Linked DNA regions of Homo sapiens: region 2 is linked to region 1. The links are chromatin loops, found by intact Hi-C in ENCODE. Cell type or tissue: heart left ventricle. All regions are shown on one strand. Links, peaks and the distances in the headings refer to the core of each region. The heading gives the core; the rest is flanking DNA.

What was found. Hi-C counts contacts between places; a loop is a spot of excess contacts. Peaks named below come from ENCODE experiments on the same cell type or tissue, not always from the same donor. Only the 100,000 strongest peaks of a DNase experiment are listed, where the experiment ranks them.
Region 2: a loop joins it to region 1, with 2.4 times the contacts of the local background. A loop is called at or near these places in 25 of 110 quality-filtered maps.

The regions. Positions count from the first base shown.
Region 1 is chr22:46,576,757-46,582,120 of GRCh38, reverse strand. It overlaps a transcript of GRAMD4 not described here. Among named protein-coding and RNA genes, the nearest start is that of LINC02925, 38 kb to the right of the region's middle. RefSeq lists an enhancer at 194-273 and a silencer at 4,874-5,073. In heart left ventricle, for the core only: a CTCF peak has its summit at 3,084; DNase peaks (open chromatin) are centred at 2,160, 3,069, 4,546 and 5,090; H3K4me3 peaks cover 3,783 bases; H3K27ac peaks cover 4,312 bases.
Region 2 is chr22:46,645,110-46,650,473 of GRCh38, reverse strand. All of the region lies in intron 3 of GRAMD4 (GRAM domain containing 4), which reads right to left. Among named protein-coding and RNA genes, the nearest start is that of GRAMD4, 27 kb to the right of the region's middle. In heart left ventricle, for the core only: no CTCF peak of the experiment used is centred there; no DNase peak of the experiment used is centred there; H3K27ac peaks cover 1,447 bases.

The DNA.
Region 1 (5,364 bases), core at 176-5,175:
AGCCCTCACTCCTCGACCACCCATGGCCTCCACACCCAGCCCCACCCAGCCCCAGCCAAGGCCCCAGCACTGCTCCTCAGTAGACCTGCTTCCTCTAGGGAAGTGGCAGCCAGGCCTCTCCACCCACCTGGGCCTCCCTGTGGGAGGTGGTGCAGACGCGGCCATCTCAGGCCAGAGCCAGCTCTCAAGCTCTGGCTTCTATACCCTAGGCCAAGGCCTTCGTTTACAGGTGACCAAACTGAGGCCCAGAGAGGTTAGGTGTCTTGCCCAAGAACACACAGCAGCAAGATCAAGCACGCTCTCCGCCCAACCCCCGTGCATATGGGGCTTAGGTTAGAAGCACAGCCCATTGGTCCAAACCCACCTCTACCACGCAGCAACCTGTGGCTCTGTGCCAGGGCTTCCTCCTGCGTGAAATGCAGCTAACAAGAGCACCTACCTCCAGTTGGTACGAAAATAAATCATGTCTCATGCTTAGAGGGCTGTCTGGCCCTGAGCAGGACATGCTGTCCGAATCTTGCTATTTACTGCACATTTGACAGCAAAAAGAGAAGTCTCATCATGACTTTGAGTTTATTGCTGATATTTCTCTCACAAAACCCCCCTTAGAGGAGGGTTATCAGGAAGGCAGAAAGGCTGCAATGTTTATGAGCATAGCCTTGGGGGCAAAGCCACCCACGTGCAAATCCCAGCTCTGCTCGGGAACGAACTGGGGACTTAGGCAAGTGGCACTGCCTCCCGGTGCCTCAGTTTCCTCATCTGTAAAATGGGGTGAAGCTGTGTGCTCTGCAGACTTGGTTGAGACAATTCGTGTGAAACACTCAGCGCAGGCCTGCTGTGCAGAATGAGTGATTTCTATTACTATTATTAATGTTTTTGATAGGCCGGTACTTCCTGCCTTTCCTGTGTAACCACAGGGGACTTTAATCACTGGGCTTAAACATAATCACAACCCTAGGTTATAACTCAAACACCAAACAATCAGAACAGTAGCCCTGTAGACGGGACTGTCATTAGTGGCGAATTACCAGCCCAAAGTGTCCGCCCAGGCCTCTGCCACATGCCGAGATACCAAAGGCAAAACAACAGGGCTTTCTCCAATTAGGGAAACACGCATTTTCTTTTTTCTTTCTTTCTTTTTTTTTTTTTTTTTGAGATGGAGTTTCGCTCTTGTTGCCCAGGCTGGAGTGCAATGGCGCGATCTCAGCTCACCCCAACCTCTGCCTCCCGGGTTCAAGCGATTCTCCTGCCCCAGCCTCCCAAGTAGCTGGGATGACAGACATGCGCCAACACGCCCGGCTAATTTTTTGTATTTTTAGTAGACGTGGGGATTTCTCCATGTTGGTCAGGCTGGTCTTGAATTCCCGACCTCAGGTGATCTGCCCGCCTCGGCCTCCCAAAGTGTTGGGATTACAGGCGTGAGCCAGCGCGCCCGGCGAAACCCACATTTTCTTGCGCCACCTCTGTCTCTAAGAGTCTGAGTGACCTGCCTCTAAGTTCTCAAGTTAAACTATTACATATCCCCAGCAGCCAAGGGCTCCAAGCAGGTGACAGGCTGGCCTGGGCCCCACCCGCTGGGCTGGGTTAGGCCTGTGACACTCTGTTCACATAACTGTCCCCTTGGGAGATCCAGGCCTCCTCTCAGACCCCCCAGCCACACCTGACGGTGGAAGACTTGAACTTTTACTCCTTTACAAGCAGTATTTTTCAGGACCATTGCTGTGCCACCAAAAGGCAAAGAAAAGGCAGATCTAAACCCACCGTGGTGCCAAAGAGACCCCAAGCCAGCCTGTGGGATGCCCAAACCAGAGGCCTTCGAAAGCACTGTGAGTGGTCCACTTGGCCTCGGAGGCGCCCAGCAGATGACCATCTCCAAGCCAGGCAAGAGACGCTGCTTCCCAGCGAGCACCCTCTGCCTTCTGCCTGTTACTCACTAAACCCGGCCACAGCTTCTCTCCCTCAATTCACTGTCAATTTCTGTCGGAGCAGGGATGCTCTGCCACACACCCCAACACTGTCCCTGCTGCCCCGGGCTTTCTGCAGAGACAGTCTCCTTACCCCTAAAGAGGCCAGGCAGCAGCCTCTTGGGCCGCCTTGCAGGGGAGGAGGCAGGAACTCAGGCAGGGGGTGACCAGGCCACCCAGCCAGTCCCTGGTGTCTTCCCTCCCAGCCAGCACACGCCCACACCAACAGGAGCTCTGTAAATACCCAAGTCCCCACCATGGCCACTAGGCAGGAGACCCCAAACCTGACACACAGAAGCCCACATACAGGGACGCCTCCCCAGCTCCCCGAGATGGGGCAGCCTCCTAAAATGAGCCCCTGGCCGGAGCCCTGTCATGACAGGACTGGAACCCCAATGCCAAATAAACCCCAGTAGATTCGGCTACCGGAGAGAAATACCCAAACAGAGAAACATGGGGAGATGGAAGGGGGCTTCATGTGGCCCCCAGGGAGGGGAGGGGGCACACGGATGGCACAATCACTAACACAGATCACATCATGGGACTATCGGGGCCCCAGGTTCTCCCATAACAGGAAAGTCACCAGGACCCGTCAAGTGGGGTGCTGCTGTTTCTGTAACATGTCTAACATTGCTCTGATACTCCTTCCAAAGAGAAAACAGGCTTCAGGCTGGCAGCCCTCCCTGGCAGCAGAGGCTCACTAGGCTCCAATAACACTTTCTTTTCATTGAGCCTGAACCACTATTCTATTCTATTCTACAGCAGAAATGGTGATTCAGGAAAACCGGCTCTGATTCTCCTCCCTCGTTTTCCAGTTGGTGAAGGTGAAGCCTGGGAGAGCGGAGAGCAAAGATCACCTAACGCCGGCGCCGGGCTCCACAGATAAGAGGAGGGTACTAAGGGGAAGGCCTGGAAGGCTGGTGGTTTGGAGAGAGACCACCTGGTTCTTTCCCAGTGAAGGGTCCTCCACCTCCCTCAGCAGGAGACCCAGAATAAACAGCCTCCCAGGGCTATGTGGAAACACACCACAACTTGGAGACTTTCCCGTGCTCTCCAGAGTGCAAGACAGACATCACCGGACAGGCCCCGCCTGCCCCCAGGCTGCATGGCTGGGACAGCCGCACTCCACGCATCAGCCATAGGGGCAGCTGAGAGGAAAGAGCAGCAGAGCAGAGGGCTGGTGGCTCACTGAGACCCCAGGTGCCCAATTTCCCAGGCTCCAGGACCAAGCTGCATCTCCCTGTGAGCCCAGCACGGTGAGGACTGTGGGGCTTCGAGGTCTGCCCCGGGACCACAAAGTGCTGCAGAAGGGTCCACATGGCTGCCAAGGCAGGAGCAAGGCAAGACAGGCAGGGCCCCTTTCCTGGACCAGGCAGGGGTCTTCGGAAGGGTGTGCAGCAGGAAGGAGGGGCAGGGTTACTGAGGTCACTCATCTGGGGAGTCCCAGCTAACAACAGGGGAACGTGGTTTCACCCCAGCACGGGGCAGAGGCAGCAACTGAACACACACCCTGGCCAGACTGTGCATCCCCAAATGGGCCTGGGACACAAAAGTCAGGAAGACAGACTTCAGACTTCAGGCTCAGCCACAGCGCCCGGGGCAGAGGCCATGACTGACCTCCTAAACCCATTTTGAACCCCAACCCAGGGCGAGCCCAGCCTGAGGAGGCCCACATCACCCCATTCGATCCTCTTACCTGCCCCTGCCCACTTGCTAGTGAGGAAACTGAGGCCCAGGAGGCTCACTACCTTGCCCAAGGTCACAGAGCAGGAGGGTGAGGGAGGCAAGTCCCAGACTCCTCTCTCGAGTGCTGCCCTCGACTTCTGAGGCAACAGAGCCCTGACCCTGACCTCCCTCCCAGGCCCAGCACCAGGGCAGGGCTGCACTGGGCTGGGACTCAGGCACCTCCTTTTTGGCATGTAGGAGAGACACCTCTGAATTTTCTTCCTAACCCACACAAGGCAGGCAAGAAGGGAACCCCATCCTGCAAAAGGTCTCCCCCAAACCGAATCTTTCCTACCTCAGGAGATGCAGGGTTGACAATAGCCGAAAAAGTGGACTTGGCTCTGGGGGAGTCACACTCAGGTCCCTGGCCCCGGGGCACTGCTGCACCTTCTGCCACACAGCCAACAGGGCAGGGGCACCAGCCCACCCGGCTGAGAACAAACTGGCTCTCCTCCCTCCCTTGTCCAGGACCTGGCAGGGGTGCAGGTCCTGCTCTAGACATGTGGGGCCTCGGGCCGGGGTTGCCACACTGCACCCCACGTTCTGGCAGGCGCACGGGCCTGGGCTACAGCCAAGGTGCCAGCCCGCCCCAGCAGAGCCCCATGAGCTCAACATCCCGAACAAAGGGAGAGAAGACAGGGCAGAAAGTGGGGTGCACGGAGGGGACAAGCGCCCACAACTTTTTGGAGAGGTCGTCTGTAGGGAAGCAGGGGCTGGGGCGCCCTCCTCCTCTCCCGTCCCACCCGGGAGTGGATCGGCAGGACGACATTGGCGGGCCCGGGCCGATACCGTCCCCCTCCAGTGGCCCAGCGTCGGTGACCCCCGGTCCGGCGACCCCCACCCCAGTCCGGGCCCCGCAACCCCGGGATGTCCTCGTCTCCCCCAGCCGGCGGGCAGAACCCGGACCTGCGGCCGCAGGTGCCCGCGGGGAGCAGCCGTGACGCGCGGGACCCGGGGGCGTGTGCGGGGCGCGCCCGCGCAGGGCCCTGCTCGGAGGGTCGCCGGCTCGGGCCCGGGCGGCGGCGGCGGCGGCGGGGAGAGCGCGGCCGAGTGAGCTGGGTCGCGAGCCGCCAGCCCAAAAGGGAGAGTGGTCGCGGGGCAACCAGGTCGGGGTAGGTGGGTGTCCGCGCGCGCCGCTTACCCTGAGCGGATATCGGGGCCAACTCTCATCCACCCGCCGCGGCGCCCCCCTCGCCGGCCGCCCGGCCGCGCTACGCCTGCCGCCCGCCCGGGAGCCCAGCGGCGCCGGGGAGCCGGGAGGAGGCGGCCCCGCGGGTCCCGGCCACGAGCGCGGAGGCGGCGGCGGCGCCAGGTCGCGCGCTCGCGTCCCGCTGCGCGGAGTCTGCGCGCCCCCGGCCCCGTTGCGCAGCCGCCGCCCCGCCCCGCGCCGCACCTTAAAGGGGCCGCGCCCCGCGCGCCACCCCGGCCCCGCCCCCGCCCCGCGGCCGGCTCGGGGGTCCGCGGGGGCGCGCCTGCCCTGGCGGGTCCGCGTGCGCCAGCTCGGTCACGCGGCGCGGCCTTTGTTTGGGTGGCCACGTGCGCCCCCGCCGCTCGCACCCACGCGCACGCGCGGCCGCCGCCGGCCACGGCCACGCCGTCCGCGCGCTTGCCACGGCGGACGCCACGGGCTCACCCGCGGGAGCACGCTCGCTGCTGTGGCCTCGCCCGCGCCCCG
Region 2 (5,364 bases), core at 63-5,062, 68 kb before region 1:
CTGTGGGGCTGAGGCCCAGCCGTCCACCCAGCCTCAATGCTCAGCCCTCCACCCAGCCTCAATGCTCAGCCCTCCTCCCAGCCTCGACGCCCAGCCCTCCACCCAGCCTCGACACGCAGCCCTCCACCCAGCCTCGACACGCAGCCCTCCACCCAGCCTCGACACTCAGCGCACAGGGAAGTTACTGGGAGGAAGGAAAGCAGTTCTGCGGCTATTTTTAAACCTGTAAAAGTAGATCTCTCAGGCAGGAGTCCTCTTGGCACACGACTGATTCAACAGGCCCAGCCTCACCCAAAAATAAAAATCAAGTGATAATCTTTAAATAAAACTCCTTCCCACCAGGCCAGGGGCGCGAACTCAGAATCCACCCAAAAAGCTGCTCCTGGCCTGGCGGAGTCCCGCATCCCCGGAGGCCCGCACACCCAGAGGCCCCACCTGGCCACCTCCCCCGGACTCTCACCTGAACTCTCCCAGCCCAATTCAGCCCTCCTGCCATCACCACAGGAACTTTCTAGAAGACAGGCACTCCCTCCATCGAATCACCAGGCTGCAAGTTACACTGCAGAGCCCAGAGTACGGCTTCATCTACAGCCACCAGCACAGAGGCAGCCCTTTTAACCCCTTCCTCCCGTGGCCCTCCCTGCTCAGGGAAAACAGAGAATTCCAAGAAATGCCTCGCTTTTATTGTGAAGTTTTGCCTGCATTTTCTCCCTAACATTTATTTATTGCGGTGTCATTTACCGCTATGTGCAGAGATAATGTTTACTGAACGATCAACTGTCAACACTGTCTTGGCTGATAACCAGGAAGGAGCAAGCTTCCAAGTGCGTCACATCCTAATGTTGAAGGCTGCTGAGCACATAGCTGGCCAACCACCGTTTTAGGTACATTTCAGGACACCAATGCAGGATCTAAGGTGGACAGATAATGTACTGACATTTTTACCACGTCAAATAAGAAGAACTAGGATCCCAGCCAGGGTTTTCACCCAGAGCAGCTGGTTTTCAGAAACCGACGCCTGCCTCTCCCTGTGAGAGGCACGCGGCATCTGACAGCCTGTGGGCTGGACTCTGGGGCTCCGGCCCAGCACGGAGCCAGGAGAGTCGTGTGCTCGACAGCACGTGCCATCCCTCGCCCCCACAACCTCCCTTTCCAACCAAGCGCTTGGCACCCAGCAGCCAAGCCCTCCAGGCCCCCAGTCCCTTCCCACAGCAACAGGCTCTCTGCCAAGCACCTGCTCCCTGCTGAGTGTGGGCTAGGGGCAATCAGGGACACTCCCCAACTCCAGTTCCAGCTGGTGACTCTAGGCCCCAAAGCACTAGGAAGCAAAGGTGGCACAGATAAAACTGCATCTGGGACCAAACACCAGACAGAATGGGAGCAAGGTGGTGCATCTGGAGCTCTGGAAGGTGGCCAGTAAGGCCTTAAAGTATATGCAAAAGAGTATGCCTGGTGGAGGAAACAGCCTATTGGTTCATTTGTCTACCTATCCATCCATCCATCCATCCATCCATCCATCCATCCATCCATCCATCCATGCATCCATCCATCCATCCATCCATCCATCCATCCATGCATCCATCCATCCATCCATCCATCCATCCATCCATGCATCCATCCATCCATGCATCCATCCATCCATCCATCCATCCATCCATCCATCCATCCATGCATCCATCCATCCATCCATCCATCCATCCATCCATGCATCCATCCATCCATCCATGCATCCATCCATCCATCCATGCATCCATCCATCCATCCATCCATCCATGCATCCATCCATCAATCATTTACCCACCCATTACCAAATCTACCCATTCGTTTGCCTTCTCATTGATGCATCCATCTATCCAATCATCCATCCATCTATCCACCCACATGTCCATCCATCCACACATCCACTCACCCACCCATCTAACCATCCCTTCTCCCATTCACCCACCCATCTGTCTATCTACTCACCCATCCATCCATTCATCCATCCATCCACTCACCCATCCATCCATCCATCCACTCATCCATCCATCCATCCATCCATCCACCCATTCACCCATCCATCTACCCATCCCTCTGCCATTCACCCACCCATCTATCCATCCACTCACCCATTCATCCATCCATCCATCCATCCATCCATCCATCCATCCATCCACTCACTTGTCTGTTCATCAACCCATCCATCCACCCAACATTTACCCATCCATTTACCTAATCTACCTATTCGTTTGCCTACTCACTGATCCATCCATCCATCCACCCACCCATCCATCCATCTACATGTCCACTCATCCATCCATTTATCCATCCACCCATCCATCTTTCCAGCAATGCATCCATCTACCCATCCACCCACCCGTCCACCCATCTACCTATCCACTTACCCACAGCCATCCATCCATCCATATAGACACACATAAAGTTGTGCGCTGAGCATCCAGTAGCTGCCAGGCTCTGGGCCCAGGCCCTTGGAAATCACAGATAAGGCAGCAGCTACCTTTACTCCCTCCCATATGACTCCAGTTGGTAGATGAATATGACAAATAAGGGTCTCCTTACAGAGCTGGGACATCAGGACATGCCAACTGCTGCATCAGTACTCTCCATGTGCCACGAGAGAGCCCATCTCTGCCATGTAGCCTCATCTACAGATGAGGTGCAGAGGACGGGAAGGCTTGCTGGCCTGGGGAATGTCTCACCCACTGCATGCAGGACCTTGGCTGTGAGGCCAGGGAGCTGGGATGTGTTCAGCAGGGCGGGACGCAGTGACTAGAGAGGTCACAGAGGTGGGCAGTGGTTCCCGACTTAACACTTCCCATGGAATTCAACACAGGCATCATCCAAAACACCTGTCAGACGACAATGCTGGACCCAGGACCTGCAGCCGTTGCAAAACACACAGGCAGGTGTGTTCAGGCTCCCTCTCTGACTTCATCCCAGCCCCTGGGGGCAGCAGGGAGGAGGCCCCCCACTGGCAGGATCAGGGGTTTCTCCTTTGAGGTGTGAGCTCCAGGGACAGGACAGGCCAGGAACTCGGTGTGGTAGGGTCAGCTCACCCCTGTACTCAAAGATCTGTCCTGGGCAATGAAGTATCCCAGGGCCAAACATCCACAATGTGTAATTAAAGAGCAGACAGGAGTTCATGGGGCAATGGAGGTGATGGAGAAACAGGGATTGGGGGCCAACTTCATTTTTTCCTAGGGAAATTCCATATAATATAGACACGCTGCTGTATCAGTGCCACCTGTCTTCATCTTCTGCCTGTCTGCTCCCTTCTGTAGGTCTGGGTCACCCACTCACAGTCGTCACTTATTAAACATGTCACTCTAGGGCAGAACCAGACCAACCCAGTGTCTGGCCCTGGAAGTCTGATATGGTTTGGCTGTGTTCCCACCCAAATCTCATCTTGAATTCCCAAGTGTTGTGGGAGGGGCCCCGTGGGAGGTAATTAAAACACGGGGGCAGGTCTCTCCTGTGCTGTTCTTGTTGTGATCGTGAAGGAGTCTCACGAGATCTGATGGTTTTATAAGGGGGAGTTTCCCTGCACAAGCTCTCTCTTTGCCTGCTGCTATCTGGTAAGATGTGACTTGCTCCTCCTTGCCTTCCGCCATGATTGTGAGGCCTCCCCAGCCATGTGGAACTGTGAGTCCATTAAACCGCTTTTGTTTGTAAAGCGCCAGTCTCAGGTATGTCTTTATCAGCAGCGTGAAAACACACTAACACAGAGTTTAGCTTTTCACCACCAGAGAAACTGTAAGAGCAGAGTTTAAAAGGCCTGAGCCAAGAACCACACCCACAGGCCCAGGTCCAAAGGGGCAAGTCCAGGGACACTGAGTCAACCCCACACCTAAGCCTGTCTCCATCAGGCCTCAAAAGGACACCCCCGCCAGCAGGGAGCTGGCAGCTCCCCAGACCCTTCTGCTTCCAGAAGACTTCAATGGTAAGGAAGGTCTTCCTCACTCTGAATCACCCAGGACAGCCACCTAGAAACTTCCCTTCCGCTCCAGGACCCCTCCATTAAAACTGAGCATTCAGAGGAAGGTCTGCAGGCCTCAGGAAGCAGATGGCCAGCCCCTCCTGCCAGCTTCTTCGAGAAGATCTCCCATGGCGTAAGGGCCAGCCACTCTGATCCCTGTATGTCACAGCAGGAAAGGGAGCTTCTGGGAGCATCAGGGGCTCAGGAGGAAAAGGCAGTCTCTCTCCAAGTCACACTCTTGAGGAACCACTGCCACTGCCCGTGTGAGTGCATCTGCCGGGAATCCACCCGTGTCTGGCGCTACGAGGGTACCCATGCCCAGAGACAGGGCGTGGTAGCCTAGGGGAGCACCCTCCAGCTCAGCCAGGGAGGCATCTGCAGCCCTCTCCAGCAACACAGGAAGAAGAAAGGCAGTCACGAGGGCTCCCCTACACAGCCTAGCAACCGGGAAGCCCCCAGGAAGAGAAGCTCCCTGGCCCCGAGGGTCCTCAGAAGCACTTTCCCCCAAAATCCAAATTCTACATCACAGTGCTCTTGGGTAGAGGCTGTGTGTGCACCTTACAACCCTGGGGAATCTCACCTCCCAGAGCCTGCGCGCAGCAGGTGACTAGTGACCAACAGATGCACACGCATGCACGGCAACCGCGCTCAAAAAGCACTAGCAACCGAAATGCATTTGGGCTAAATAAAAACGCATGATGCTTTTAATTTATTTATGTGCTTCTTTAACAAATTTAGGCTCCTGCCTTCAGCCATGAGCCAAAACCCATTTCAACTTCACATTCTTCATCCTGTGTCATTTGCTTGCAGGAACATTTGTACTCTTCAGGATTTAATCATCAGAGAAGGCTGCGGCACGCTTGGGCCATTTCCTCTCCTCCATGAAGAGTAACACTCTGCTTTCTGAGAGAAAGCACTATAGATAATTGAGTGGGATTTTAACACTGACCACTTAGCTGCTTTACAGGTGGGGGAGCTGAGGCCCCAAACGGGTAAATGCTCACAGCCACCTGGTAACCAGCGCCTGAGTCAAGAATTAGAACTGGGTCCTGACTCCTGAACACAGCTCTCCATGTCAGCACGCCCTCCTGCAGGTCAGGCGAGGCAGAGATGGCCACAGTGGCACACAGACGTTGGCTTAGTGACAACCAGAATATGTCTGTGGGTCCCCAGATTACATAATGTCCTCTCTCACATTCTATATCCTTCTGGGGACTGAGATGGGAGTGAGAATGGGACAAGGCACAGGTTCTGCTGGGCGAACTCCAACTAATCTGCAATTAATCCCTCCATTCACCAAGCTCCCACTATACCCAAGACATCATGCTTGGGGTATAAAAACAAGCTCATCCCATATCCTCCAGGTGCAGACAGCCTGCGAAGAACTA